Linked DNA regions of Homo sapiens: all the other regions are linked to region 4. Evidence: chromatin loops called from intact Hi-C (ENCODE). Cell type or tissue: IMR-90. All regions are shown on one strand. Region 1 has its middle 36 kb from the start of LINC02698. Region 2 holds the start of CADM1 (cell adhesion molecule 1). Region 3 overlaps LINC02698 (long intergenic non-protein coding RNA 2698). Region 4 holds the start of LOC105369509 (a long non-coding RNA gene). Region 5 has its middle 280 kb from the start of LINC02151. Region 6 overlaps LINC02698 (long intergenic non-protein coding RNA 2698). Region 7 has its middle 220 kb from the start of LINC02151.

Region 1 (4,000 bases), 290 kb before region 4:
AGCAAATGTCACCCTCCCCATTAAGCCTGGGCAGTTTAGATTCCCATTAGTCCTAGAAATGGGATACAGCCTCTGTGGGGTCAGAAGGCCAGAGGCTGCAGCAGCATTGTAGCATCAAGCGGGGAGAGAGGACACAGAAAGACTTGTGATGTCAGCCCTAGGTGGGGCCGGTCTGTTTTAAGGAGATGTTCTAAGTTCAAACCCAGGGAAGATGGGCTTTGGCAAGCACAACTGAAAAGATTTCCACTTGTCCCCTTCTTAAAAATCAGTAGGTAGACTGACTACTCTAGGATAAACTGCCAGCAGCTTTGTTTTCTTTGGGGCCGCCATCTGAAGCAGCTGCAGCTGATTTTAATGAGACATAATAATATTCTATCAGTTCTGTGAGCTATAGACTGAGCCCACTGAGGGAACCTGCTCAACCCCCAAAATGATCAGACTTGTCAAAATATGATCATTTTGTTCCTTATTATAAATGAAAAGAAGATATGATTTAAGTGTCATCCTCTGGGTATGGGAGCTGGATTCCTATAAATCAATCATCCCAAATAAACTCTTTGGACTGATTTCACTACAAATATGCTGCAAACAATTTCTTTAAACAAAGCATAAAAGTATTACTGTATCTCTGCAACGTCAAAATGGCTTTAGATATGCATTATTGGGTTGCTGGGGTGTTCTTTGGTTAAAATATGTTATTTATGGTGTTGCGCCTGACAGGCGAAGTCAGTGCTGACTGCCTGCTGGATAAACCTCCCTCTTGGTTGCCTCTCAGTCCCCAACAGTGAAAATGGTGAAAGAGGACGGGTGTCCAGGGTAGGGAGAGGTCCAAGGGCCAGGCTGGGGTCCCTAGACTTTGCATATGTGACATATTTCATCTTCATAATGGCTCCCATTATATTGAAGGGTGGTAAGCATATAATTTCAGGCTATAGCCTATTTGAATAGGATTTCCAGGTCTGTTACTAGCCATCAGACTTAGAAAATCATACGATGCCTCTTTCATTCAGTTTTCTTTCTTAAAATGGGGACAATGGTGACAACAATAACATCTAACTCTTTTGGTTTTTGTGCGGATCCAACAGGGGTAAACATGGGAAAGTACTTAGCATGGTGTCAGACACATGGTTGCACCAGGTCATGTTAGTTAGCTATTGTTATTATTATTAGAAACCCTGGGAGTTGCAGGGCATGGTGGCTCACGTCTGTAATCCCAGCACTTTGGGAGGCCAAGGCGAGCGGATCACTTGAGGTCAGGAGTTTGAGACCAGCCTGGCCAACATGGGGAAACCTCATCTCTTTACTAAAAATACAAAAATTAGCTGGGCGTTGTGGTGCATGCCTGTAATCCCAGCTACTGGAGAGGCTTAGGCACGAGAATCGCTTGAACCCGGGAGGCAGAGGTTGCAGTGTACCAAGATCACGCCACTGCACTCCAGCCTGGGTGACAGAGCCAGACTCCTTCAAAAAAAGAAAAAAAAAAAAGGAGAAACCCAGGGAATTTTCTGTCCCAAGGAGGTGCTATGGAGCAAAGCTATGCTCATAGACTGTAATCTGTCTTAACATGATGTCTTCACTTTATTCTGTCCAGAAAACTAGACTTGCAGAGGACAATGAACAACCCTATGCCATAGAGTTCTGAAGCCCCATCTTCCCCTAAGGTGCCTGCATCATCGGTCTCAGAAAGAAGGCAGTGTAGGGAAGGAGGTGACGTACTAAGAGTTTTTCCGCAAAGTAGATTTGTCTATTAAGCCCCATGTCACCGGCTTTCCATCTCTCTACACTCACCTGGACAGGCATTTCTTCCATGCCACATTTTTGTAGCGCTCCAATCTGTCCACATTTTAACAACCTTGTACCTCAGTCGAGATAGAGCCTGAAAAGTTTAATATCATGTCAAATAAGAGAGCCAATAAAACTTGACATTATTAATATGATGTCAAGGTTTTTTTTTCCCAACTGCTTAGGGAAAAAACATTGTGTCCCATTAAGTTGAGCTCCTTGCACTGAGAAATATTAAGTGACTTTTCAATGACTACCAGCTGGAACTATTAGTTTTCTTCATAAGCATTGCTGCCGTCGATTCTGAGAGGCCAGTTGAGAACCTTTTATGAAGATGCTGGATGAGCTGGTGCAATCAGAAAAGCTTTTAGGTTTCCCTGGGATCCCTCTTTAAGTGGGGCTGTGTATGGAAATGGGGATATGAATTATTAAAAGGCTTAAATACATTTGGCTGAGAGAGCATGGGCTTCATACTCCCTCTGTCCATTTATCCCCAAAGGACTGCAGTAGCCTTTCAGGACAATCTGGTGTGGACTGGAAAACCAAGGCCAGAGTCCTGGAAAGAGGAGCACACAGGGCTTCCCTCACTGCCTGGCACCCCCTGCCCCAGCCGTCAGCAGCATCACGGTGGGTACAAGAGCTGCTGGTGTGGTGCGGCCCACTGTTCCGCCCTGGCAAGGGAGGGGGCATGAGTGCCCACAGCTGCTCCTGGCCCTTGCTCACACTGGGCTTCTGGGAAGGACACTGTCAGGAAGCTGTTGGGGGCCTCTGTTTCCCTTGGCCGGGGTCCATGGTTGCTTCACAGCACGTGGCTTTCCATGTCAGAGTCCCTTCCCGGGAAGAGGTCAGGACTTAAAATAAGCTGGCGTGACTCATGTCTGAGTTGGGAGATGCCTCGTGCAAGTGCTGGCTTTTCAGGAATGTGCAGCTGGGGCAGCTGAAAAGAAAGCTCCAGAGGCTCAGACCTGGATTTCCAGAGTCTTTTGGCTGCTCAAGCCCAAATAAGATTGTTTCAACTGTTCCTACATCTGGACTGTTCAGACACCAGCATTTCTCCTAGGCTTTCTTATCCCCAGGGAAGCTGTTTCTGTAGCATTTACCCCATTTCCGACCCCACCCCAACACCATTTGGCTACCCACCCAAGTGTCTCATCACTTTCATTGTGGATGACTTTTATAGTTCCTAGCTGTGACACCTTCTAAGAGGTATACCTGTGTTCTTAATCTCAGGAATCCAGTGAGCTGGCTACAGAGGCAGTTGCAAGCTGGTGCTTATTTATGTAAGGCTGGAGTGTTTATTATAGGGTTGTATTCCTTTAGTGAGATCAAAAAATTAAGAGATGGATGGCAAACAGAACAGTCCTTATTTAGACTTCTGTGATGTTCCAGTTGACATACTTCCCCCTTGCCCTTTGCCCCCACTCATCCTGCACCATCTGGGGGCACATGACCCCGGGGATAGCAGATGGAAGGCAGCTTGCTCTTCTTAAATTTCACCCAACTCTTAAGAGACCTCTAGGGAAAATACCCTTGGGATGGTTCCTTAGGGGCACCTTGAGCACTCAAACCCCAATACTGTGGTCAGGAGCAGCTGATGAGGAAAATCCCTGTCCATGGACTTCTCTCTTCTCCATGGAAGTTCAGGATTGGATGATTCAGCCAAGGGCAAGGAGGTTGGGTGAGAAATTTGTCTTGTACAGGTATAGCGTAATTGACAGCAGCTATTCCTCTCTGCTTCCATTGATCTCAAGATAAAACAGAAGACAATTATTATTATTGTAGAAGGAATTTAGTTCAAATGCCAGAAGAATCTCCCAACTCCCAAGATGGTGGCCTTCATGAAGCTGTGAAATCTCTAGTGCAGGGGGTCCCCCTGTTCTGAGCTCTTAGCTTCACCCCAGCTCAAATCCGACAATTCCTAAGCAGCACCTTTCTTTTTCTGGGACATGATCTAGAAGGCTCATATAGCTTACTTGGGATTTTGAAGTGATAACTCCAAGAAAATTGGGAGAGTCAAGTGAACCTTGGATAAAGAATGAAATAGAGGCTGGGTGCAGTGGCTCATGCCTGTAATCCCAGAACATTGGGAGGCTGAGGCAGGTGGATCACTTGAGGTCAGGAGTTCAAGACCAGCCTGGCCAACCTGGTGAAACCCCATCTCTACTAAAAATACAAAATTTAGCCAGGCCTGGTGGCACGCGCCTGTAGTCCCAGCTAC
Region 2 (4,000 bases), 170 kb before region 4:
AATACTTAAGAATTCAGTGAATGCAAGAGTAGTAATAATAGTAACGGCAGATAATAATGTTACTATGTGCCAGGCTCTGTGTCAGGATTCTTGCCATATAGGACCTGCCTTTATAGTTTACATATCACTTTCAGCATACATATGGCCTTACTTTTTTTTTTTTGAGACGGAGTTTCACTCTTGTCGCCCAGGCTGGAGTGCAATGATGCGATCTCAGCTCACTGCAACCTCCGCCTCCTGGGTTCAAGTGATCCTCCTGCCTGAGCCTCCTGAGTAGCTGGGATTACAGGTGTGTGTCATCACGCCTGGCTAATTTTTGTATTTTTATTAGAGACGGAGTTTCGCCGTGTTGGCCAGGTTGATCTCGAACTCCTGACCTCAGGTGATCCATCTGCCTCAACCTCCCAAAGTGCTGGGATTACAGGCATCAGTCAGCGTGCCCGGCTGGCCTTAACTTTTTTATTCCAATTTTGGTGGAACTTTGCTCTCTATTTGGTCCGACCCAGGTACCTCACTGCCAGAGGTAGTAAGAACGGGTAGGACTTTGCAGACTGGGCATTATCCTGGCACCCACGTGGCAATGGTTTCCTGTCTCCTGTAGTGCTGTTCTCCTGTTGGAGCTTTCCCCACTTCTGAAGGACTGCCTGCAGTTCATGCATCGGGGCCTGTAATTACAGAGCAGAATATCCAGGGCTGTGAAGACCGGGCAGTCTCGAAATTAGTTTATGCATAATGGATAATAGGAGGCTGTTTTTAAGTGTAACTCATTTGGTGGGTTGGCAGATCATGACTTCCTTTTTGATATGTATTATTTATTTATTTTATAGCAAGATGAGGACAGAAGGCTGGGGAAGTCATTTGGCGCAGCTCTTCTAGACTATAGCTCAGACTTAGCAATTTACATTCAGTAATCTCTTGGTCATTTAGCCACAGATAATTTGTCATGGTTTGTTTTAGCTGTTGTGATATTGATATTTATTATGCAAATTGTATTTCCTACATCTTATTGTTCTGCATTCTATGAATACTTAAATTATTATAAACCTTTACACTTAATATGGCTCGTCCTTCAATTTGATGCTTGAGCAACAGAGGGTCAGAGCGCACACGATCTTCTAGAGGGGAAGAAAATAAGTAATTAAAAAGCAGACAAACAAGAGAGCCGGCTGCCTGGCTGAAAAGAAAGCAAAGAGAATTTCGGGGAGGGAGAGTGAGTCCGGAGATGCAAGTCGCTTTAGCAGGAGAGGCTCTCCCAGAGACAGGGGAAGCTCGGAGCACCTGTTGGTCCCCAGCTTCCTTAGGAAGGGCTGGGGGCGCAGAGGAGGAGTGAGAGGGTTTGAGCCCCGAAGGAGGAACACGGCAGACCCTGCCTTCACCACACTCCCTCTCCCCAACTCCCACCACCCCCGCTCTTCACCTGAAGCCTTGACTAATTTTTTCCGTTGTTGTGTAATCTTAAATATCTAATATTACAAATATTTCACACATATATTCAACACACACCTATATATTAAAACCAGGGAGGAGACCCTCGACAAGCGGAGGAGCCTGAGCATACCCTCCTCGATCTACCTTTCCCGAGATTCTGCCGCAAAAAGACCGACTGGAAAATCTCAGAACCCGACTCTACGGCTGCCTTCTCCAACTATCCCCGAGTCTACCGCTAGGCTGTTGAGCGGGCTCTCCCGCTCCGCCGGACGTGCAAAGCACGCATGCACTTCTCCCAGATTGTTTTGTCAATCCGGGGACCTGCCTTCTTACTCTCCACTCCCGCACAGCCCCCGTTCCCAAAGATCTATTCCTTCGGTGCAAGGTGAGTGACGGAAATTTGCAACGTCTGGTTCGCTAGGCCAGATGCACTCGGTGTGCGGGACAGAGGACCCTCTTAAGGGAGATTCTCCAGTCGTCGGTCTGATACAGCGATTGCTATAAACATTCCTAATAAAGGTGTACAAGAAGCTAGACCCGCCCCCTGGAGCCCGAGTCCTTGCACGCCAGGCGCCCGGGAGAACACTTTTTCCTTGATCCGGGGAAAGCAAAACCCGAATTTTAACATAAACATATTTGCATACGCCCCTCCCCTTGGCCCCGCCCCTAGGTGGCGCGGGCGCGCCGCCGAACGCCAGCGCCAGGGGGCGGGGTGGGGGAGGGAGCGAGGCCCTCCGAGAGCCGGGTTGGGCTCGCGGCGCTGTGATTGGTCTGCCCGGACTCCGCCTCCAGCGCATGTCATTAGCATCTCATTAGCTGTCCGCTCGGGCTCCGGAGGCAGCCAACGCCGCCAGTCTGAGGCAGGTGCCCGACATGGCGAGTGTAGTGCTGCCGAGCGGATCCCAGTGTGCGGCGGCAGCGGCGGCGGCGGCGCCTCCCGGGCTCCGGCTCCGGCTTCTGCTGTTGCTCTTCTCCGCCGCGGCACTGATCCCCACAGGTAGGTGTGGGCACCGACCGGTTGGCCCCTAAATCTCCGAAGGCACCCCAGTAGCCTTGGCCACAGAGGGGGGAAACGTTTCCATGACAACCTCCCCCCACTTCCTACATCCGAAGCGGAGGGAGTGTGGAGAGGAAACTCAGGGCTGAGAGGGAAGGGGCTGAGGGCATCTGTGAGCCCCTTCTCCCCTGCCCGGCTAAGTGTGAATGAGAGTCCCCAGGGATGGCTGCACCCACACCTTCTCTCCCCGGCTTGGCGCGGGGTGCAGAGTGGAGTGAGAATGGGGGGCCCGGGGGCTGTAAAGCATGGGGGAAGGGGATGGTTCAAAGACAACCTCAACCCTTCCGGACCCTTCTAAACTCGCCGTTCTCCCCGTAACTTGCAGGTCCTCCCACCTCCCAGGGCTGTCCATTCGCCCCCACCTCTCCAGAGGGCCCCCCCAGTTCTCCATCCCCGAAGCCTCCTGGTGGCTGACTCCCAGCCGCCCGCGGCGTGATTTCTCCCCGGTCCCCAGGACATCCCCAGACTTGTCTGATCTCCCCTGCCCCTTCCCCCAACGCGCTCTGCCTTTCTCCCCTGTCCCCAAACTGCACGCCTCTCGTGTTTCCCTCCGGCCGTTCGCAGCCCTCCGCCCCCTCGGCTCTGCTGCGGGTCTTTTTGGCCCGGCTCCAGGCGGGGAAAGTTCCCCGGCCCGGCCCCGCGGGGGGGGCGGCCGCTGTCGCCGCCTCTGCGGGAAGGCGCCGGGAGCCCGCAGCCCGCCCGCCCCACAGCGTCCTCTGCCACGAGTGGGGACACGGGATTTCCCGGCTGCCCGTTCTTTCGGCGGCCCGAGGGTGGCGGAGGGGGCGTCGCGGCCTCTGCGGCCAGGCGGGCACCCTGCGGGCCTCCGCGCGCTCCCTGCGTGAAGAGCAGTCTTGGGAATTTGCCCAGGGGCGGCTCTGCACGCCCGGTGCCTTCCCTGAAGACACCGAGCACTCGGCTGGAGCCCGATGTGTGGCTGCCCGTGTGCCGGGCGCGTTGGCGCGGTCGGGAAAGAAGAGGGCAGTGTTTGCTTTTGCTAACAAAAGGGAGCCGGAGCTCTTCCTCAGCGGAGAGGCCGGCTGTGCTGCACCCAGCCTCCCTTCCCGCCACCTCGCCGCGCTTGGCAGCCGCGCGGCGTCCTCTGGCCCCTGCTGCAGGCTCCAGGCGGGCGCCGGGACCGAGTGGCACGGGGCCGCGGGGTGCGAGCGGCGATGCAGGAGGGGATGCAGCAGGGCTCTGAGCCTGCAAAGCCCCTCCTTGCAGCTCCAGAGCTGCAGGACCCGGGAGCAACAAGTGGCGGAGGACGCCGAGAGCTCAGCCCCCACCTGCGGAGCCCCAGGCCCGGGCGGGCACAGCGTTGGGGCCACGGTGCTGCTTCAGGGGCGCCTCTCCGCTTGGGCTGTGCCTTTTGTTTACACGCTAGAGGACACACAGTTATGTAAACACCGCAGGAGACACGCTGTAGGAGACGGGGGATGTGTGGGGGTGCTAGCTTGAGATTTGGGGGACGCCGGGTTGGCTGCTTGCCCCCAAAATAGGCTTGCAAAGGAGCTC
Region 3 (4,000 bases), 340 kb before region 4:
GGCTGTATGCAAACATTTGCTTTGATTTGTAAAATGATCCATATAATTAGGGAAAAGAGTTAAATAAAGGGACTGATTTCAGAGAGCAGGTTCTTAATGACACTAATACCTGACAAAAGGGGTCATTATGATAGGCTAATGGGCCTTGCCTGGCATTCAGCTCTCTCAGGACACAATCCAACACACTCAATTATCTGCTAATCAGGGCCGTTTTGTCAGAGGTTATTGCCCTGAAGTATCAATTATAGGAACATTATTAATACTTTATGGAGAAACCACATGCATGAAAGTGTTAAACTCATGGGGCGAGCCCTTCAGCCCCCTCCCCACTTGGACCCATAAAATACAATCTCTTTTTACCTCCATTTACCTCCCCAACTGGGGCTTACTACGACCCATTGGGTCTGCTGGGAAGGAGCCAGGGCCATGATGATGTTTGCAATCCTGTCACCTGTGACCAAGCTGGCAATCCCAACTCTTAATGCCACCAGCTGGCAACAGTGGCTTAGCCCAAAGCCAAGGCATTACTGACTCAAGATGTGAGGGGGAAACAGGGAGCCACTGGGGCTGCCAGAACAAGAAGTCTCTCTCTCCCTCTCTCCCTCTGTGTGTGTGTGTGTGTGTGTGTGTGTGTGTGTGTGTGTGTGTGTGTTTCCCTCTCTCTTCCTTACTATCTCTCTCTCAGTCTGTCTCTTTCTTTCTCTCCCTCCCTTTTCTTTTCCTTCTCCTCCTCCTCCTCCTTCTTTTCTTTCTCTCTCTCCTCACCCCCTCAATGTGGTCCTTTCAAGGAAGTGGAGAAGAGCTGGAAGGAGGCCCGCCACTTCAGAATACAGTCTGCTCAGGACACGGTCTACGCTGCTTCCTAGAACCCACGGCTGCCTGCTGGACACTCGGATTTCGCCTCTAAGGAGGCACCATCCAACACAGAAACGAGGAATAACTCTAAAATGTGTTGTGATATAGAAGACAAAACGTGATAAGAACTTTAGAGCCAGATCAGTCCTGATTCAAATCTCTGTCGTACCACTCGCTGTCAGCAGGATTTCAAGCAAGTCACTCAGCCTCTCTGGGCTCTAGTTTTCCAATGTCCTGAGAGGCAGTGTATCATAGTGAAGGAAAAAGGAGGCTTCAGGATGCCGGCTTTGCCACTTACTAGGTGTCCAAACTTGAGTGAGTTATTTAGCCTCTTTGGACCTGTTTCTCACATGTAGGGCAGAGATGGTTACATCCATATGCGAGAGCCCTGGTGAAGGTTAAACAATAACATGTGCACAAGGGGAGGACAGTACCGGGCACATTTCATTCACAGGGAGCGGGATACTAACTTTGAGGTGGGGTTCTGAGGTTGAAATATTTGTTGCTAAATAATAATGAGCCCAAACACTCAGAAACAGCAAGATCTCTCTGCTCCTTCACCCTTGAATAATTAAACAATTGCCAGTAGGACAAGGGTTTACTGGTTTTTCCAGCTGGGAAAGAGGGTGGTAGTGATCCCCTGAAAGTCCATCCAGTGTTCTGGCATCCTGGGAAAGTGCCCAGCCTGCCTGGGGGAAGCTGCCTTTCCGGAATAGATGGGACTCTCCACACCTGCGGCCCAGCAGGCCTAGATCTGCCTGTTACAATCAGGACTACTTGCAGAAAGAAGACTTGGTGCCTCGTCAGGATCTCCTGTAATCTGATTTATGCAGTTTAATCTCATGAGAAAAAGGAAGCAAGAAGAGATAGGAGAGTCTGCTCTGCTACTTAATGGTCTCTCTCTTCTTTGTCGACTTTACTCTGTGGTTGAGGAAGTGGAAATTTAAAATATGGTTGTGTTCATGCATTCACCAATAGTTGTTGAGTACCTACAATGAGTTAGTGATGTGATCACAGTCTAGAAGTGGGAGACCAACTCAAGAACAGATCAATTCTACTAGAGTTTGATCTACAAAAGTATCTATCTACATGCCTAGAGGTTCCTATAATTCCTGGTCAAGCTAAAGGAATGTGAGTTATTCCATCTGGGGAAATGAGCCGAACCACAGAAATGTAAAACGCTCAAGTGTTAGGAGAATTGTCAAAAATGGGTGGTCATCTCCAGCTCAACCGAATACAGACATCAGAGAAACAAATTTTCTATAACTATGAGGTTTTAGGCCAAGAGGCTTAGCCTAAACATCAATAAAAATGCAGGAACAGGCTCTGCAGCCTCTTACCTGGAGACGAGAGTCAGCAACTGAAGGCGCTTGGTTGACTTTGGCAGAATCCAGTCCAGTGCAGAGGGAGGACCAGCACTACAATTCCGTGTCCACCTGGTATGGCCAGGAAAAAGGGAACCAGCACTTACAGGCAAAAGGCCTCGAAATCCTGCCTGTGACAGCCTGACCCACGGCTCAGTGGTAGGAAGTGTAGGTGGAAGGAATGAAGGTGCTGAGAATGCGCCCTCCTGACCCTTGATTATGGCTTATAAATGTGCTGTTTGGTGGGCCTGCGTAATTAGTGTTTGTGTTAAGCAGTTACGGGGTTAAGTGCTACCAGGGGTTTCATTTGGGCTGACAGAGTCTGAGCTGCAGAGTGGGGTGGTTGCCTAGCAACAACACCTGTAGCACATTAAGCAGCCAGTCAGCTTTGTCAACTTCTAGCAGGGGCTTTGTAGAGCGGATGACAGGGAAGAGGAAGGTTTGTGGGGCACAGAGGTGGGAAGCTGGGCAGTGCATCTCAGGATGCAAGAGGGTTCTGGGGAAATCAAGTGTTTGTGTGAATTCCACAAGAACAGCTTTATGTCTATGTTCCTCAAGCAGGAGAAAGATCAACAGCTCCAGGTGTGACTCCAGGACAGATATCCTCAGTCTTACTGTCACCTGTTTCTAAAACCCTCACAGCAGCAGCTGAGTGAAATAGGAATCCCCCTTCCTCAACCCAAGCCCCCTCTCAAATAAAGTGCCTCAGATTGGGTGATTGGAGAGGGAGGGATAAGGGAGAAGTACTTTCATGGTTTTGTTTTCAGATTCAAGAAGAACAGGGGATATTTCTGCTGACTTGTCTTTGAGGCAGCAATCACAGAGAACAAAGCAGAGACCCTGAGAGGGTAAGATCTTTCTCACCACCTTCCCTTCTCACCTCCCATGCACTTCTCTGGACTTCATCTCATGCACGCCTGAGATACGGCTGGAAAAAAGAACAGATTTGAAGAAGGGTAGGGAGCTTGGTGATATTGCTGCTGCCTTTGTAGTATTCATGGCCTAGCTAGCCTTCTGCCAGATTTCCAAGCTGCCCTGAGTGGCGGTGGAGGGATAGAGTGGTGCACCTTCTAAGAGTGGGCAATCCAGAATGAAGCACTAGCAATCAGGTGGTGTGGGATCAACTCTGCTTCTGTCACTTGTAAGCCAATAGCCTTTGGCCGATACCTGTCCGGAGACTCAATTTTCTCATCTGTAAAGTGGAGGATAATTATATGTGCTCCACTTACATTATGAAGATCAAAGGAGGCCACTTAAGTAAAAGCATGCTACGAAAGCTATAAATCCTCCTACATGTATAAGGTATTAGTATTACAAGGAAGACGCCAATATATCTGCTCTTTCAGAATGGCCTGAGCTATCTGCTGTTTGGCCCACAGCGAAGAGCAGAGGAGCAGCCACGTGGCTGTGTTGCCGGGTAACTTGGTGGTGGAATGGCTCTGAAAGGAGGCCTATTCAACTCTGCTATTCTAGGTTCACTGGTTCAAATCCAGCCCTAGGCCAACAATTACTGTAATCACTGGGTTTGGAATTCAAGCGTCTGACTTTCGGAAGACCTTTTGCTTATCTGTGACCCATTGAGTTTTCACCACAAACTTATGCATGCGATTACACGGGAAGCCGGGAGACTGCAGAACCTGGCTTGTGGTCCCAAACACAGATCCACCCACCCTCCCCTCTGCAGGCCAAGGCTGCTTCTTCTAGATTATCTTAAAAGGCAATCTGGGGGCTGAAGGGTACGTCGTTTGCCCTCTGGGCTTGGAAGTAAGTATCGGCATGGC
Region 4 (4,000 bases):
TCTTTAAGAAAAAGTTGGAAAAACACTCATACTTATTTTTAACCTTACTACTGTGAAATGACAGTGCTTCTAATTCTGGCTGTGAAATCTAGTAATCCTTTTAAAAGGATTAAATTGTGAACAAACACATCAGGAAAGAACTTAAATCTAGTGTTTCCTGACTTATTTTGGTTCTGATTAATTAAATTTTTTTCAGAAAGGGTAGAAACCAAGAGTAGGTATAATTGAAGAGTTAATCAGAAAATTAAATAAGGGTACTCATTAACCAAGTGTTTTAGTAATAGAGGTTTTACTGTATTAGGAGTTCCCACTTGTTCTTTTTCTGCAAATGTGGCAGTCGGTTTTATTTTTAAATGCTGACATAAATTGAAAGTCTTTTATAACCTCTGAAGCATGTTTCGCAAAGTGCAGTCCATGGATCCTTGGAGGCTCCCAAATTCCTTTTGAGGGATCGATGAGATGAAAACTGTTCTCATAATACTAAGACGTAATTGCCTTTTTTGGGTGTGTTGACATTTGCTCTGATGGTGCAAAAGCAATGGTGGGGAAAGTTGTGGGAGCCTTAGCCTGAATCGAGTTAGTGGCACTAAACTGTCCTAGAAGTCATTGTATTCTTCACCTCCACATACAGTAAAAAAGAATATCCCTGATGAAGCAGTAAAAATTATTAATTTTATGAAAGCTTGACCTTGAGTTACATGTTTTTAAAAATAGTTTGTGTGAAGGAGAATTACAAATAAAGCATTTTTGCTACATACTTGTCTCAAGGAAGAAGACTGGGGAGATTGAGTTAAACTATAGTTATTCAGACGCGTATTTGGCAGACATTTTCTGGAAAGCAGTGAGCCTGTCATTTTAAGAGAAACAATGGACATTGTTGTCAGTGATAAAATTAAAGATTTCAAGTGGAAATGTGAATTTTTTAAAACTTGCATCTTCCTCTGTGAACTTGACAGCTTCCTAATGAACCATTGACTTTTCTTATGATATTGGTGGTGATACTAATGAATGTGACTTTTTTGATACTGAATAATGAAATGTGTCACCATTTGGAAGAGTGCTGCATAACTCAGTGAACTAATATTTTCCAAATGACCAGTGCATGATTTTAAAACATCATGAGTGGCTAAAAGATCCATTCAAAGTGCAGGATTGACTAATGAATTTTAATGTGACAGAGTATGAGAAGTTCTTTGATGTGGTTTCAGATTCCACAATCCAATTTAACCATGAAGAAGCCACCACTTGTTGAGTTTTGGTATAGTATCAAAGGAGAATAAAACCATAATTATCTGAAAAGACTATTAAAATACTTTTCCTTTTACAACTATATATATACATGAGGCTATTTTATTTCCCATATACTTCAACATAAACAATGGATCACAACAGATTGAATGAAGAAGCAAATGTGAAAAGCCAATTGTTCTCTATTAAGCCAAACTTTAGATTTGCAAAATTCTTTTCTAATTTTTTTGCTGTGGAAAATGTAGTTATTTTCACAAAAACATGTCCTTTGTGTTAACACGCGATGGGTTTATTAAGTGGATTCATAAGATTCTTTAAAAAATATTATCAGTTTTATTTTTAAGAGTTTAAAGTGATCCTGACATTATGAACTTTGAGAACCACACCCCTGACGTGGTAAAATTAAATTTTCCTATGAATTTTTATGGTTTACCAGTGCATGAGATTGCCATCTTGTGACAAAATAGGGAAATGCAAGTATTTTTGAAAAGCTCATCTTTAAGGACTTGGAGTGATTTCTAATGACTACTTGTTGGAAATTTATCAAGAGAAAGATATAAGTTCAGATTTCCAAGGGCTATGTCTTAAAATATATGTGCCAAAAATATTAATTTTCAGAAGGTAAGCAAAAAACAGTTAATTAAATGCATATTTCTAAAGGGCTGACATTGGTTTGGGGCCAGTCTTCTGTTAAGAACACATTTAGTTTTTATGTTCAGTGTGTATATTTCCTATTACACTGAGCCCCTTTGTATGTGATGTTATAGACTACTCGAATGTGTATTTACTGTTCAAAACACTGATAAATGTTTGTGGTGATATTCTGGTGGCATATAGTTGTCCCCCTTTATTCTCAGGGGATGTATTCCAAGATCCCCAGTGGATGTCTGATTCTGAGGATAGTATTGAACCCTATACAGACTATTTTCCCTATACATACATACCTATGATAAAGCTTAACTTATAAATTAGGCACAATAAGAGATTAACAACAACAATAAAACAATTATATCAATATGCTGTAATAAAAGTTATGTGAATGTGGTCTCTCCATCACCTGATGGGGTACTCATCAATTGATGAGTACTGTACTCATCAATTTTTAGACCCCCATTGGCCCAGGGTAACTGAAACCATAGAAAGTAAAACTACAGATAAGGGGGGGACTACTGTATCATCACTTGTGATTGACTTAAGGTTTAGTCATTGGTTGATACCAGAAACTTGGCTGATAATATTCTTCTTTCTAAAGGGAAATGTGATCAATTCTTTATGATGTGGAGTTTAGGTCCACACTCTGGTGAAGAGTTTGAATTTGCTGCCCTTAAATACTACATCACTGTAGTTCTGTGTGATGTGTCCTGTACAAACATGCAGAGTAAACATTGTTCCTTGCCTTCTGCTTTCTTGAGCACTAAAATACACAGTGTAAATATGCACAAACATGTAGAAGGACATATAGACAAATACAGCCTTAGCCAAGTCATGAGAGATGCAGCTGCAAGAAACAGGCTCATGCATAATGAACATTTATGCTATGGCATAGCTTGTGTTTTTGCATCCATGAGCTGTATGAAAAGGAAGGAACCTCACTTCGTTTTCATTCAGTTAGAATGAAGGCCCACTGGTCAGTTTTTTGACTCAATTCAGCTGATTGTTTTCAAAATAACCTGTTCTTTTCTAACAGTTGTGTGTAGGGACAGCTGCACTCTGATGAAATGACTGTGAGCCTATACGCTAACTACTGTACTAATTTTCTGCCTATATTTACTATGTGCCCAGTGACTCTGCTGATGAATATTTTAGACATCTTCATGAATAATGTTACTGCCCACAGTAGAGCTGCTTGCTTGTTTGTAAGGCTGGAAATGCTATCAAGATGATACCGACTCCCATTCTATATACCAACGTGAAAATAATAAAATACCTAAGTAAGGTTGTTGGTCAAGATTGTCTTTGAGGAATCATGGATGCTCTGAAATTGGATGCCAAATTTTACATGTAGGTGGATGTGTGTTTTTGAGAAAACTCCAGAGCTTTTATCAGACTCTCCAAAGGGATTGTGATCTCATAAAGACTAAGAACCACTAGATAAGCTTTATAGTTTTGAAAGTGCTTCTCCATACATTTTTATTTGATCCTCCCAATGATTTTCAGGGAGGCATGTTGGGCATTCTCTCTCTTTCTCTCTCGATCTCTCAACAGAAGAGCATGACTCAGAGCTTAAGTGGTTTTGTGCTTCATCCTGTAGGCACTGGGAGCCTTTGAGGGTTTTAAGTGAGGAAGTGATCTGATCAGATCGTCCTTTAGAGAGATTGCCCTGGTGGTAGTGTAGAGGATGTTTTAGGGGAGTAGGAGGCTAATTAGGACACCATTGGGAAAATCAGGTAAGAAAAGATGGTTGGCCTTGAGTTTGTTGCAGTCAGATTGGAAAAGAGGGGAGGAATTTGCTAAACAGCTTTGATTTTGAAGAACTGATGGGACATCAGGGAGAAAAGACCAGTAAGCAATTGGACGTTCTAGTCTGGGACTGGTGAGGTGAGGAGGACCTCGCACAGGGTGTATAGAGTGAGAAGTGAAGAGTTCCTGGGGAGAAAATGTCAGCTAGTGTTTGGCTGGAGTGATGGTCTTAGGGAAGCGCAGGGAGATCCAGGAACATCGCTTTTTTCCCCCCATTCTCTGTATTCCTGGGTTGACAAGTAGGGATTAAATATATTTTTTAACCCTCTTCATTTACTATCAGATTATTTAT
Region 5 (4,000 bases), 890 kb before region 4:
GTACCCTAGGCTGTCCTGGTTCTATGGCATTTTTGTAGCCACACCATTGGCTTAGATATAATTATTGTGTGTGTTTTCCATGTCCGACTACATTGCTGGAGGGAAAGGCCACACTTATTCGTCTTTGTATCTACTCAGTGCCGAACAGACTGACTGCCTTGCACACAGGATTAATATGTGTTAAAAGTGAGTCATTTTTGAGCAAAGGGGGCTGGCCAGCATTATGGAGATCACACTCCACTGGTGCCCCCCTTCTTTGTATGAATAGAGAACTGGCCTTAGGTGACAGAAACCTTGTGTGAAGTTCAAATTCTAGATCCAGGCAGGAAATGGACACATGTGAACTGGAACTGGTCCTATAACACAGCAGGGGGTGGGGACCATGTGAGCAGCTGGAGAAATTGTGCTCTGCCTAAAACATCCAGAAACACATCAGAAAAAAAAAAAAAGAAAAAAAAAAAGAAAAAGAGAAAAAAAGAAAAACAACTCCCGGCCAAAAATCTGTGTTTGAAGTCTCCTTTGCATGAATCTTGTGACAAGGTCAAACTTGAACTCTCAAACTTCAGGGAAAAGGTGACATTTTTGGAAGTTTTCCAGCAGCGGCGAGGTCAGGAGGCGTAGCATGAACTTGGACCCAGAAGATAAAAATATTAGCTTTGACTCTGTCATTATTAGCTGTGTCATATCCAGGCAAGGCATTTCAGATCTTTGTACTTCACTTTTCACTTATATGAAATGGATGTACAAATGACAAAATAAGGTAGGTGAGTGCATGTTGTAAAATGTAAACATTGCTATACAAAGGCAAAGTTCTAGGGTTCTCAGTAGAAACTCACACAGCTTCTCCTAGGGACCGCAGGGGCCTCAATCTTGTCATCAGTCAAGGGCCAGTCAGTGTTGGGTGTGCCACTTCCCATCCCCGTGCCCCCCCACCCGCCACTTGTCCTCTCGCTGATCCAGGAGCAAAGTAGAAAATGGCATTTCTGAATGAGGCTGACAGTTCACCAGGCACGAAAACCCACCCAGTTGTGACTCAGAGTTTTGGAGGCACAGATAGAATTAAGGAAATGTTAATGTATTCGCATCGCTTTGCCTCCTGCCTACACAGGCATAAGCAGTAAAGAGGGAGGATGGGGTGGGAGAGGGGACAGGGAGATGGGGAGTTGTGTTGATGAGCTCTGGGGGTGGGGGATGGGTGGAGACTGTAGGGTCCCAAGGCTGCCTGGCTACTACAGCTGGGCCTGAGATCCCCAGGGGACAGGGAGGGATCTGCTGGCATCTGGTCTCTGCCAAGACAGTCTGCCGCCCGGAATGCAGTATCAGCTTGGGCACAAGGCTAGAGCAAGTGGGGCCCTAGGGTGCATGTGTGTGCCCACACAGGGGATGGAGGGGTGGCAGGAATACAAGCTGGATAACCCAGAGCTGTCTGCGTTAGCCTTGGTGATGTGCCTTGTCAATGGCAAACAGCCATTTAGAATCAGTGTCTTTTCCAAATGAAGCCCCTGAATGTTGTATGCTTAATACGATCTATCTGTCTATCTGTGCACTTATGCAGGGAGCTGGCTCCCCAGGGCACAGCAGCCAGTATGCTACCTCAGCACAGAATAATCCCCCGGGAGGCTGCCTCCTTTTCTCCCCCTCCTGCGGGGGGGCCCCAGAACCAAACCCCGAGGGGTTGGGATGAGTGGTTGCTAGTTTGATGGGTGTACGTGGAGGTATCTTGTATTACTGTTTCTGTTACTCACTTTTCATTGCTGAATGCAAGTATCTGTTACAGCGTTTGCCAGCACTGACTCGATGCCATCGTGGGCACCAGAAAGGCAAAGACACACGGTACTGCCCCGCAGGCTCACAGGCTACCTGTAATCAAGGCCTGTGACCCCTCGCAAGAGTCCTAGCACCTGGCTGTGGGAGGTGCCCAATAAATGTTATTGACAGAAAAAGATGCTCTTTGTAACATCCAGCCAAGACTCAGGGATAATCTCTGTTCACTTCAATTATGGGACCACTAGGGGGAGCCCCGGGGACCACTGGGAATGTAAGGTGCTGAATCTTCTGGGTTCTAAAAATGAAGGGTGCTCTGGAATCGGTGCAGGGGTGGCTTCCCCATAAGGAGGGTTGGGGGTGGGGGTGGGGTGTCAGGAAATGCCATAGTGTGTTTGCCTGGGGAGATTCCAGCTTAGTCTTCCTTCTGTCTGATGCCCTCAGCATCATCCAACTAAATGTCCACAGGAGGGCCCAGTGTAGGGTCAGTGACCCCAAGAATGGAAAGACCTTGTGAGGAGCTCTGGGCAAGGAGGCCCAGCCAGGGGCATGGAGCGGGCACTGGCTTTGAGAATCCCAGGTGGGGCTCCTCCCTGCTTAGCCAGGCTGGGAAACCCTTCACCATTACTTGCCAGGAAAAGCAATGGTCTCTCTTGCCCTCTCCTCCCCTTCTCGGGTCTTAAATGTTTTAAACGCCAGTCTTCATGGTTTGATGGAGAATTTTACACCAATGCAGAGTATTACCTAGTTAATTTGGCTAGAATAGACTGTGATTTTACACGGTGAGGCTGTTGCCTCCTGAGCTAACAGTTCCATATCCATGGGCTTGGCAGCCTGCTCTCCTGGAATCTAAGGAGCTGAGGGCCATCTGCAAATGGGCTTCCTGAGAGCTTCATGGGAGGTTGGAAGACAAGAGGGGGACCCAGTCAGATTCTGGGCTTGCTCATTCATTCCTTCAGTCATTCATTTATTTATTTCCTTCTTTATTCAATAGTTGACTTATTCAGTATTTCTTAATTAAGTTTGTTTATTTTATTTATTCATCCAACAAATTTTTGTTGTGGGCTTGAGAGGTGCCAGATCTGGTGCAAGGTCCTGGGAATACAGAGATGCATCAGCCCCTGTCCCTGCCCTTTAGGCACTCACATGCCAAAGAAAGAGGTTGCAAACAGCAAAGGAGGCCAGATATTAAGACTGGCTGCTTGGGGGGCTATGGCACACTCTGGAGCGGTGGAACTTGACTGCCCTTGAAGGACCTACACTAGGCAAATGTATTAGGATGTTGACTTGGCGATGGGATTGAAAGCTGGGTACAATAAGTGGTAAGAACCACATTCTAAAGAGGGACATCAACCATATGGACTTCTTCAGGGGTTATTAAGAGGCAGATCTGGTTGTGTCACCACCTCCTCACCACTTCCTAGTACCCAACATCCCAGGCTATGGAAGAAGAGAGAGGAGCAAACCATTCTTTTAGAATGGTCTTTTAGAGACTGTTGAGACATTCTCACTCCCTCCCAGAGCCAGGTGAGGGGGAGGGGGCTCTACAGGAATTATTGATGGAGATTGGGGGTACCTATAAGAAGAGAGATTTACATCTCACTCCCCGGAAAATGAGACATTGCAGTGCTTTGACTGGATTTGAGGATGGCGAGCAGGCTCTTGGGAACGCTTGCTCTGTGTCTTCTGCTTGCTTTTTTCCTGGAGATTTCTGAAGTGGGAGTAGGGGTGATAGGAAGTAAGAAGCAGAGTGGCTTGTTGAAACAGCTTGGACCAAGGCCACAAAGAACTGTAGAATAGTGAGCCTGGGAAGAAGATAGGGCAGTCTCCCTTGAATCTTAATCCTCCTCTGCTCTCAAAGGGCCCCAAAGAAGACCCAGAAGGTCATGGATCAGAAAGAGCAAGGAACAGAGGAGGAGGAGTTTCTGTGGGGCTGTCTAGGTGGCCATTAAACGAAGGGAGAGCCTTCATTTAGGGGTTGGGGGATAGACTTAGGCAGGGGGCCAAGGTAGCCATGCTGTCGCTTCCCGACATCAGTGCCAAGAGGGGCAGGTGACATAGAACACCTATGTAAGAAAATGTGTATCTTGTGCACAGAAATCATCACATGGGCAGAGCCACCAGCAGGAGATGAAAGCAGGCTGAGCCAATTAGAGATTTCCCTGTGGGATCAGGCCACCAGTTATTACAATCATTCCAGCTATTTCTCCTGATTTCCCTTCCTGTTCTCAGCACT
Region 6 (4,000 bases), 540 kb before region 4:
AGGTTGTCTCGCACTTGAAGTGGCTGGATGAGCATGGCAGAGCAGTAAGGAGGCAGGGAGGTCCAGAGCCCGCTTCCTCCAAGACTCAAGAGAAAAGACAGGAGAAGCCCAATCCTCTGTGAGGTGTGAAATGTGGAGTGAAATATACAGGGCACTGTCAACTTTGTTGTTGGAGGAGGTGGCTGTTTATTGCTTTAATGGGAAAGTGTAGCAGATCTAGTCATCTCAGAACTGTTCCTACAAATTCACATTTTTCTCTACAACCCACAGAATCTCTCTCCTTTCTCTTTTCTGCCCTTTATAATACACACCTGACCTCTCAGGTCCCACCTTCTGGTTCAGGCCTCCTCCCCTTCAGAATATAAGAAGTAGAGGCATCTTTTCCAAGTCATCATGTTGGATGAAAATGGCTTCTTGCTACATTCACATTAAAACTTGAAAATGGAAAAGAAAAAGAGAGGGGGAAAAAGTAGCTAAATAGCAATGTTCGCTCAGCATGATTTTGCTTTAATCCAAGCCTGTGAGCTTACCAGGGCTCAGAATAAACGAAAGCAGATGCGTCCATCACACCAGCAGATATATTACTACTAATCCGAGACAAGATGACAAAAACACATCACGCCTGGACCCCACACTGTTTCCATCTTAATCCGCCTCTAATTGCACTGGGCATGCTGCCTGCACACCTCTGTCCTCTGATGCTCCTCTGGTTCCACTTGCATCCTGGAGTTGGCCAGCGCCAAAGGGGCCCTTTTTGCTGGAGCAGAGGTGGCATCTGGGGTTTGTGTGTGTCTTGGAGAACAGGATGATGCAGCTAGTGTGGCAAGAAGAGGACTCAGCCAAGGGCCAAGAGGTGTGGTTCAGCAGCAGGAGAGGGTTAGACGAGACAGTTTATGTGAAAGTACCTAAAGCAACTCTTGACACATAGCAAAACTCAGTAAATGCTACCTTCTCCAAATAGGAGCTACCATTATTCACTGCCTACTGTGCGTCATGCACATTTTCTAATTAAAAAATATGTAAGTAATGCTTGCTAACTGTAAAAAAAAAAAAAGTCTAACACTAGAGAAGTTTATAATCAAAGAGTAAAAATTTCCTGGTTTTGCACACCTTCCCCCCAATGCCACTCCTCAGGGATAATCACTGTGAAAAAAAAAAATGTATATATATATATATAAATATACACACACACAGAGATATACACATACATACACGCGAACACACTTTGACATATATAGATGTATAAAAATATACAAATATATATTTTAACAGTCTAGGTGTATTATATAGTAAATAATATTAATGTGTAATATATATTCTATATAAGTTTATAACTGTGCTTGTGCATATGTATATGTATATACACACATGTATATGTGTATACATGCATGTGTGTTTTTATATATTGCTTTCATACTATATATACTACGCTGCAACTTTTTCAAAATTTAATGTTGAGGGGCTTCAAGGTGGCTGACTAGAGGCATCTGGTAAACGCCTTTTCCACAAAGAAGAACCAAATAGTGAGTAGATAATCACACTTCAAATAGATCATCAAAGAGAGAGCACTGGAATTCAATATAGAAGTAACAGAAAACACTTAAAGCACGGAAAAGAGAGGGAAGCAAGGCAGACTGCTCAGTAGGATTGGCTGAGAGCCTGGAGAGGCTCTCTAATGCAGGGAAAGAGTAAGCAAGTGACCTCCAGTGATGTACATTCCAACCATGGACTCCTGCATCTTAGCTACAGGAAAACTCCTAGACCCTCGCAATCCCTGTGACTAACATAGGAAGCTGCCTAAAGACCATGTGAAGGTATTGCTCCGGAGAGGGAGCTCATACTAGGGCTCACCCTTTCCCTCATGAAGCCATAAGCAGCTACAGCAAGGTTCCATATTAAAAGCCCAGCCCCCGCAACACTGCATCCCGTCCAGGGGCCCAGTAGCCCCTGCATTTCCACATCTCTGGAGCCCAACTTATATTCCTTACCTGCAGCCACTGCTGCAGCTGGCTGCTGCCTCCAGAGCTAAAGCACTAGCCATTGGCAAAGATCCTGCTGCCACCAGCAGCAAAGTTTCCATGCATTTTCACATGCCTCAAAGACAAACTCCCCCACTTGCAGCAGCTGCTGCTGCAGGCTATAGCAGCTGGGGCCAAAGCATAAATAAAGTGCATATTTCCCAGCTGCCGGCATATGATTGCTGCCGCTGAAAGCAACACTGCCCTCACCAGTAGCAGGGCTGCAGTGCAGCTGCTGCCACACCCACCTAAACATTTTGCCTTGGGCCTGGGGATGACCTCACCCTGGCCTACCACAGACAGCATCTGCATGTACCACCAGTGGTCCTGATGACAGATTTACCTGGCCTGGTTCCATTTTTTCAGTGCCCAAATATGCCATCCAGGGGCCTGGGGACTACCCAGCCTGATCCACCATCCTTGGCACCTGAGCAGTCTTTCTGGGGGTCTGAGGGTGGGATCACCTAGCCTTCTGCTACCACCAGAGTGGCATCCCCCCCTCCCCACATGTGCCACCTCCAGGCCTGGGGACTAGGCCACCTAGCCCATCACAGCCACTGTCAACACCAGTGCAGACTGCTTAGGACCCAGAGGTTAGCGCTACCACTGCTACCTCCATCACCCATGCCACACCCACCTGCGAAGCCCACCACTGCCACTAACAGCACCTGAGTAGGCTGCCTGGAAGCCCAAGAATAAGCTGACCTGAACCTGCTAACATCCGTGCCAGAATATGCCACCCTGGATCCCAAGGACAGGCATGCTCAGCTTGCCACTGCCACTACTGGGGCCCAAGGAGAGGCCCACCTGGTATCCCCATCCCCAGAAAAACATCACTACATCCTTCGTCAACAACCACACCCTAAGCCACTGAGGAAATCACAGAAACCACTGGTGCTGTGTACAGCCAAATAAGTCACATGAAGACTACACTACTGCACATACTCAGAATCAAAGCCAAAGTGCCTTACCCAACTGAAATCATAGATATATCTTTAGGAAAAATTGTCCCCTACAAAAGCAAAATTTTAAAAAATTCAAGAAGTGACTGTTACACCAGATGCACAGATATCAACATAAGGACACAAGAAGCATAAAAAAGCAAGTAAAATATGACACTTCAAAATATGACACTTCCAAAGGAACGTAATAATTCTCCAGCAACCAGGTTCCAATCAAAAAGAAATTTATGAAATCCTGGATAAGTAAGTTAAAGTAATGATATTAAAGAAGCTCAGTAAGATAAAACAGAACACATAAAAACAATACCTCAGAAAAACAATTCAGGACATGAATGAGCAGCTTAGCAAAGAAATAAATAACATTAAAAAAAAACAAACAGAAATTCTGGAACTGAAGAATTCATTAAAAAATAAATAAATAAATAAATTTGAAAGCTTCAACAATGGAATAAGTCAAGTGGAGTAAAGAATTTCAAAACTTGAAAACATGTCTTTTGAAATAACTCAGTCAGCTAAAAGTAAAAAAAGAATAAAAAACAATGAACAAATCCTATGTGACACTTGGGACACCATAAAGCAATTAAATATATAAATATTTGGTGTCCCAGAAGGTGAAGGAAAAGGGTTAGAAAATTTATTCAATGAAATAATAGCAGAAAACTTCCCAAGCCTAGCAAGAGATTTAGACATCCAGGAAACACAGAGTTCTCCAAACAGAAACAATGCAAAAAGCCTCTGTGGGACATTATAATCAAGCTGTTAGAAGTCAGAGACAAAGAGAGAATTCTAAAAACAGCAAGAGAAAAGCAGCTAGGTCACTTATAAGGGACTCCCCATCAGACTAACAGATTTCTCAGCAAAAACATTAGAGGCCAAGAGACAATGGAATAATATATTGAAAATGCTTTAAGAAAAAAGGATATACAAAACAACCAGAAATCAATTAATAAAATGACAGGAAGAAGCCCTTACACATCAAAAATAACCTTGATTTTAAAAAGATCTAATATTATGCTGCCT
Region 7 (4,000 bases), 940 kb before region 4:
CTCTGGTACTTGAGTAATTTATTATGTTTAAGCTGGTGCCATCAAGTCTCTCAGCAGTGCCCGCGTGCACTGGGAAATAAATTAAAGGCTGTCCAGAGATACTTGGATCATCTGTGTGATTGCTGGGCTGGTGAGATGGAGGTTTAAGGCTCTCTCTTCTTGCAAATTGGAAATTAGGAATTAACAAGACAGCAGGCCAAAGAGCTTCGGTGGTGGTGGTGACTTGGCTGCAGGGCCAGGGCTGGGGGAGGGAAGGCTGCCACCAGGGAGGGCGGAATAGCAGATCCCAGCCAGAGTTTCCAGGGCATGGGTGGGCTAGATGAGGGGGCTCTTCCTGGGCCTGAGCAGCAGGTGGCAGGGATTTTTCCACCTCTTGAAAAAGGTTAAATGGGTAATGGAAAGAGCCCTAGCCTGGAAGCCTGAAGACTTGTTCTGGCCCCAGCCCTGCCACAGCCCCTGTGTGACATTGAACAGTCTCTTCCTGTCTCTGGGCTTCAGTTTCCTCATCTGCAACAGGAGGAGGTGGGATTCAGGGCCCACTTATCCATGAGCACAGCAGGCATGCAAAAATGTTTTAATTTCTTTTAAAGTCAGAAGAGAAAGAATACGCTTTTTGGTTGAGGAAAATATTTTTAATATATAATATTAATACATTCATCTTGATACCAAAGCAGTCATTATATACATATATTTATATAAATGTATAAATTATATAAATATATAAATATATATATATATATATATATATATATATAGAGAGAGAGAGAGAGAGAGAGAGAGAGAGAGAGAGAGAGATAAGAGTTCTGCTCTGTTTTCCAGGCTGGAGTGCAGTGGCATGATCTCGGCTCACTGCAATCTCTGCCTCCCAGGCTCAAGCCATCCTCCCACCTCTGCCTCCCAAAGTGCTGGGGTGCTGGGATTGCAGGCGTGAGCCACCTTGCTTGGCCATAAAATAGGATTTAAATATGAATTTGTGTGCGTGGAGGAAGAGGCCCATGAAGACGAAGGTGCTAAGGGTCCCACGGAACTCATGATGCAGCCTCTGTTAAATGAGAAGATCCCAAAGGCCCTTCCTGCCCCAGTACACTTGCCTGTCCCATCCATTTGCCGACTTCGGCTTATCCGGGCTCTGGTGAGCTCCGGGCGCAGGGACTCATCTTCCTGTCAGTCCGCCCTACTCCTGCGGTAGGAGCGGTGTGCACAGCCCCACTGTGGCCGGTGGTGGGGCCAGGAGTGGAATGCAGGCTTTAGGCCTCTCCATGGCCCCAAGCTGCTGCTTCCTGATAGATGCCCAGGGAAGGGGCGTGTGAGCCCCTTGGGAGACCGAATCTCTTCTTTCCCAAATCCCTCGGATCAGGCCCTCCCCGGGGGTCTTCTGCCTCAGCCCTTGAACTCGACCCACCCCTACCTTCTGCTTTTCTGCCCTCACAAACTCAGCAGTGCCTAGAAGGGCCCTGGGCAGGGCTCCGCGCCTTCAGGGTCTGCTCTGCGGGAGCCAGCGGGCACCCGGGTGTGGGGCCCTCGGCGCGGGACAGCATGGCCCTCAAGAGCCCCAGCCTGTAGTTGGGTGGCCTCACCACCAGGTGGCAGGCTTGCTCTACACTGATGCATTGGCAGGAGCACTTACCTGGCAGTGGCCGCAGGGGTCGGAGGATGCCAAATCGGCCCGCGGCTGGGGGATTATTGAGGCCAGCGCCTGCGGCTTCAGAAGCAGGGCGGAGGTCTCTCCCACTCGGCGTGGGGCTCCTGCTGGGATTCTGTCTCCAAGGGCACCTTGATTTCCTAGAAGTGCCTCCAGGCCGCTGTCGGTGTGGGCCAGAGTGCGCCCCCTGGAGGAGGGAGGGCTGAGTTGCCTCCTCGGGGTTTGGTGTGTGCGCGGTTGGCTGGACTGGGTGGAGGGCTGGGGACACCGAGAGGGGCCTGATGATATCTTTGGAGGCATCCCAAGGACCCTGGTTCTGCACAGAAAGGTGACTCCCACCCAGCTGGCCCTGGTTTTAGGCATGGTGAACGCTTGATTGTGGTGTCGGCTCCACACCCACCACCTAGACTATCCCTGCTGTGGGCAGGGCCGCTTGGGAGGCCCACTGGCGGCAGGGCAGCCTGAGCGTCATCCTCTCGCACCCCTGACGAGCACGGCTGCGGCACTGTCCCTCCAGCACCCTGGGCTGTCCCCGAGGGGCCCCAGGAGCCAGGGCTCAGGCCACAGTCGAGCCCAGGGCCCTGTCTTCCCCAGGAGCAGAACAGGAAAAGACCCAGGCCCTGGTCAATAGAGTGCCAAGGAGAAGAGATGAGAGTGAGGGGTGAAAGACAGACATGGTGGCAAGTGAAAGTGAGGCTGGCCACGTCCCGCGGGGCTCCCTGGGAGCAAGTGTGAAGGCCTCAGGTCCTGGGGAAGAAAGTGGGAGGTCCCTGCCTCTGCTGGGCGCTTCTTTGTCTCAGGCAGCAGGAGCTCTCCCCAGGCCTGGAGTCCTCTTGGGGTTCCTGAGTGACATCTGGAATGCCCTGTCCTGTCACTAGCCAGCCAGGGCCTGAGTCAGAACTGGTGACTCACATGCTTCTTTCTGTGATGTCTTCGTGCCCTTTGTGAAAGTCAAAAGCCCCAGAAGTCAGCCCTGGGCCCTTCTCCCTGTCTCCCTCACCTGCCTGTGTGCCCTCCTTGGTGCACTGGTTCCCAGCCTGCCCCCTGTCCTCCCCACTCTGTCTTGGTTGAGAGATCTGCTCTCTGCTCTTGTTCCAGAAATACTGATGACTTTTTTGTGCAGTGCGCTCTGTCCCACCCATTCCAATGGCATCCGATTTCGAGAACTCAACTTTGAGGCTCCATGTCAGCACTCACTCAGACCCTTCCTCCCAGGCTTCTGTGTGTTCTTGGGTCAGGAGGATCAAGCCAGGCCTGGATGCGGAGTCAGGTTAGGGTACAAAGGCTCAGATGGTCCCCAGGGTCTCTCACCCTTGCAGATCCACCAGGACAGGTCTGGACCAGAGACTGGGAGAGACAGAGAAGAGGGAAAACAGAGAGCGCCATGCTGGGGAGGGGAGTGGTCTGGGAACAGACAGAGAAAAAGATAGTAGACGGATGCAGAGGAAGAGAGGAAGACAGAGAAGAAGAGTGTGTGTGTGGGAGACAGAGAGAGGGAGGGAGGGAGAGAGAGAGAGAAAAGAGACAGAAAGAGAAAGGAAGAAGACACAGAATAGAATAACCAAAAAAATCAGAGTGGGGGAAGGATGGAAATTAAATACATTACAAACTGAGGAAGGAGGAAAACGAAAGGAAAATAACAGAAAATACCCAAAAGACAGAAAGGATGAATGTAGAGGCAGGCACACACAAACATGGGTGTGAACAGCTGTGTGCATGCGAACACACACACACACACACACCCCTGCTCTGGTCACCGTCCTGGTCCTGTGCTGATCTTGCCTTAGCGTCTCTCTCCCTCTGACCTGCCTTAGGTTCCTAAGAAGGGCGTGGCCTCCTGGTGTTGCCTGTTCCCTGGCCCACCCCCTGCCCACCCCCAGAGATTTCACTTAGGCTGGGATGCACAGAGGAGGCCAAAATCTTTATGCCTCACACTTGTCACCCAAAATTGGATCTAACCGCCTCTCTCCCTTCCTTTCTCCCTCCTAGTTTCCTTAGTAACTGACAGTTCCCCAGTGAATGCCAGGCCCTGGGTGACAGACCGCTGTCACCATCACAGAAGCACTTTCTCTCTCTCTCTCTCTCTCTCTTTCTCTCTCTCAACTGTCCCCCTCAAAACCACATAGACTCACAGACTTGGGCGGGGGTGTGGGGATGCCTGGGTAGGCTCAGGGGTAATTAAAACATGTACCATTTATTCCGTAACAGGCAGCAGAACTTTAATTACTCACTCTGAAGGTGAGGGTGTGAGCAAGGAGGTGGCTACGGGGGGGTTGGGGAGGGGGCTCAGAACGTGTCTGCTTTTCTTCTTTCCTTTTCCATTTGCCCAACTTGGATTGGAGAGGTGGGAGGTGGGTC

The links. A loop is a pair of places that touch in the nucleus more often than their neighbours do. Peaks named below come from ENCODE experiments on the same cell type or tissue, not always from the same donor. Only the 100,000 strongest peaks of a DNase experiment are listed, where the experiment ranks them.
Region 1: a loop joins it to region 4, with 3 times the contacts of the local background. A loop is called at or near these places in 2 of 110 quality-filtered maps.
Region 2: a loop joins it to region 4, with 11 times the contacts of the local background. A loop is called at or near these places in 74 of 110 quality-filtered maps.
Region 3: a loop joins it to region 4, with 2.5 times the contacts of the local background. A loop is called at or near these places in 25 of 110 quality-filtered maps.
Region 5: it touches region 4 in a loop (13-fold over the local background); 38 of 110 quality-filtered maps call a loop at or near these places.
Region 6: it touches region 4 in a loop (2.6-fold over the local background); 2 of 110 quality-filtered maps call a loop at or near these places.
Region 7: it touches region 4 in a loop (21-fold over the local background); 86 of 110 quality-filtered maps call a loop at or near these places.

The regions. Positions count from the first base shown.
Region 1 is chr11:115,621,782-115,625,781 of GRCh38, reverse strand. No RefSeq gene overlaps it. Among named protein-coding and RNA genes, the nearest start is that of LINC02698, 36 kb to the left of the region's middle. In IMR-90, a CTCF peak has its summit at 1,506; a DNase peak (open chromatin) is centred at 2,661; H3K27ac peaks cover 1,324 bases.
Region 2 is chr11:115,502,696-115,506,695 of GRCh38, reverse strand. CADM1 (cell adhesion molecule 1) reads left to right here and starts at 2,281. Exons shown (of 12, transcript NM_001301043.2): 1 at 2,281-2,425. The coding sequence starts at 2,302. RefSeq lists a silencer at 2,096-2,255. In IMR-90, CTCF peaks have their summits at 1,676, 2,128 (motif pointing right) and 3,456; DNase peaks (open chromatin) are centred at 1,705, 2,215 and 3,455; H3K4me3 peaks cover 2,414 bases; H3K27ac peaks cover 449 bases; H3K27me3 peaks cover 215 bases.
Region 3 is chr11:115,674,977-115,678,976 of GRCh38, reverse strand. LINC02698 (long intergenic non-protein coding RNA 2698) reads right to left here. Exons shown (of 5, transcript XR_001748394.3): 2 at 2,196-2,291. Among named protein-coding and RNA genes, the nearest start is that of LINC02698, 18 kb to the right of the region's middle. In IMR-90, no CTCF peak of the experiment used is centred here; a DNase peak (open chromatin) is centred at 2,006; H3K27ac peaks cover 904 bases.
Region 4 is chr11:115,332,794-115,336,793 of GRCh38, reverse strand. The region is part of intron 1 of CADM1 (cell adhesion molecule 1); the gene reads left to right. It overlaps LOC105369509 (a long non-coding RNA gene), which reads right to left and starts at 3,217. Exons shown (of 2, transcript NR_135108.1): 1 at 3,176-3,217. In IMR-90, a CTCF peak has its summit at 1,699 (motif pointing left); a DNase peak (open chromatin) is centred at 3,483.
Region 5 is chr11:116,222,582-116,226,581 of GRCh38, reverse strand. No RefSeq gene overlaps it. Among named protein-coding and RNA genes, the nearest start is that of LINC02151, 280 kb to the left of the region's middle. In IMR-90, a CTCF peak has its summit at 2,023 (motif pointing right); no DNase peak of the experiment used is centred here.
Region 6 is chr11:115,868,208-115,872,207 of GRCh38, reverse strand. All of the region lies in intron 2 of LINC02698 (long intergenic non-protein coding RNA 2698), which reads right to left. Among named protein-coding and RNA genes, the nearest start is that of LINC02703, 49 kb to the left of the region's middle. RefSeq lists a silencer at 2,107-2,156. In IMR-90, a CTCF peak has its summit at 2,226; no DNase peak of the experiment used is centred here.
Region 7 is chr11:116,274,354-116,278,353 of GRCh38, reverse strand. No RefSeq gene overlaps it. Among named protein-coding and RNA genes, the nearest start is that of LINC02151, 220 kb to the left of the region's middle. RefSeq lists an enhancer at 1,789-2,739. In IMR-90, a CTCF peak has its summit at 1,583 (motif pointing right); no DNase peak of the experiment used is centred here.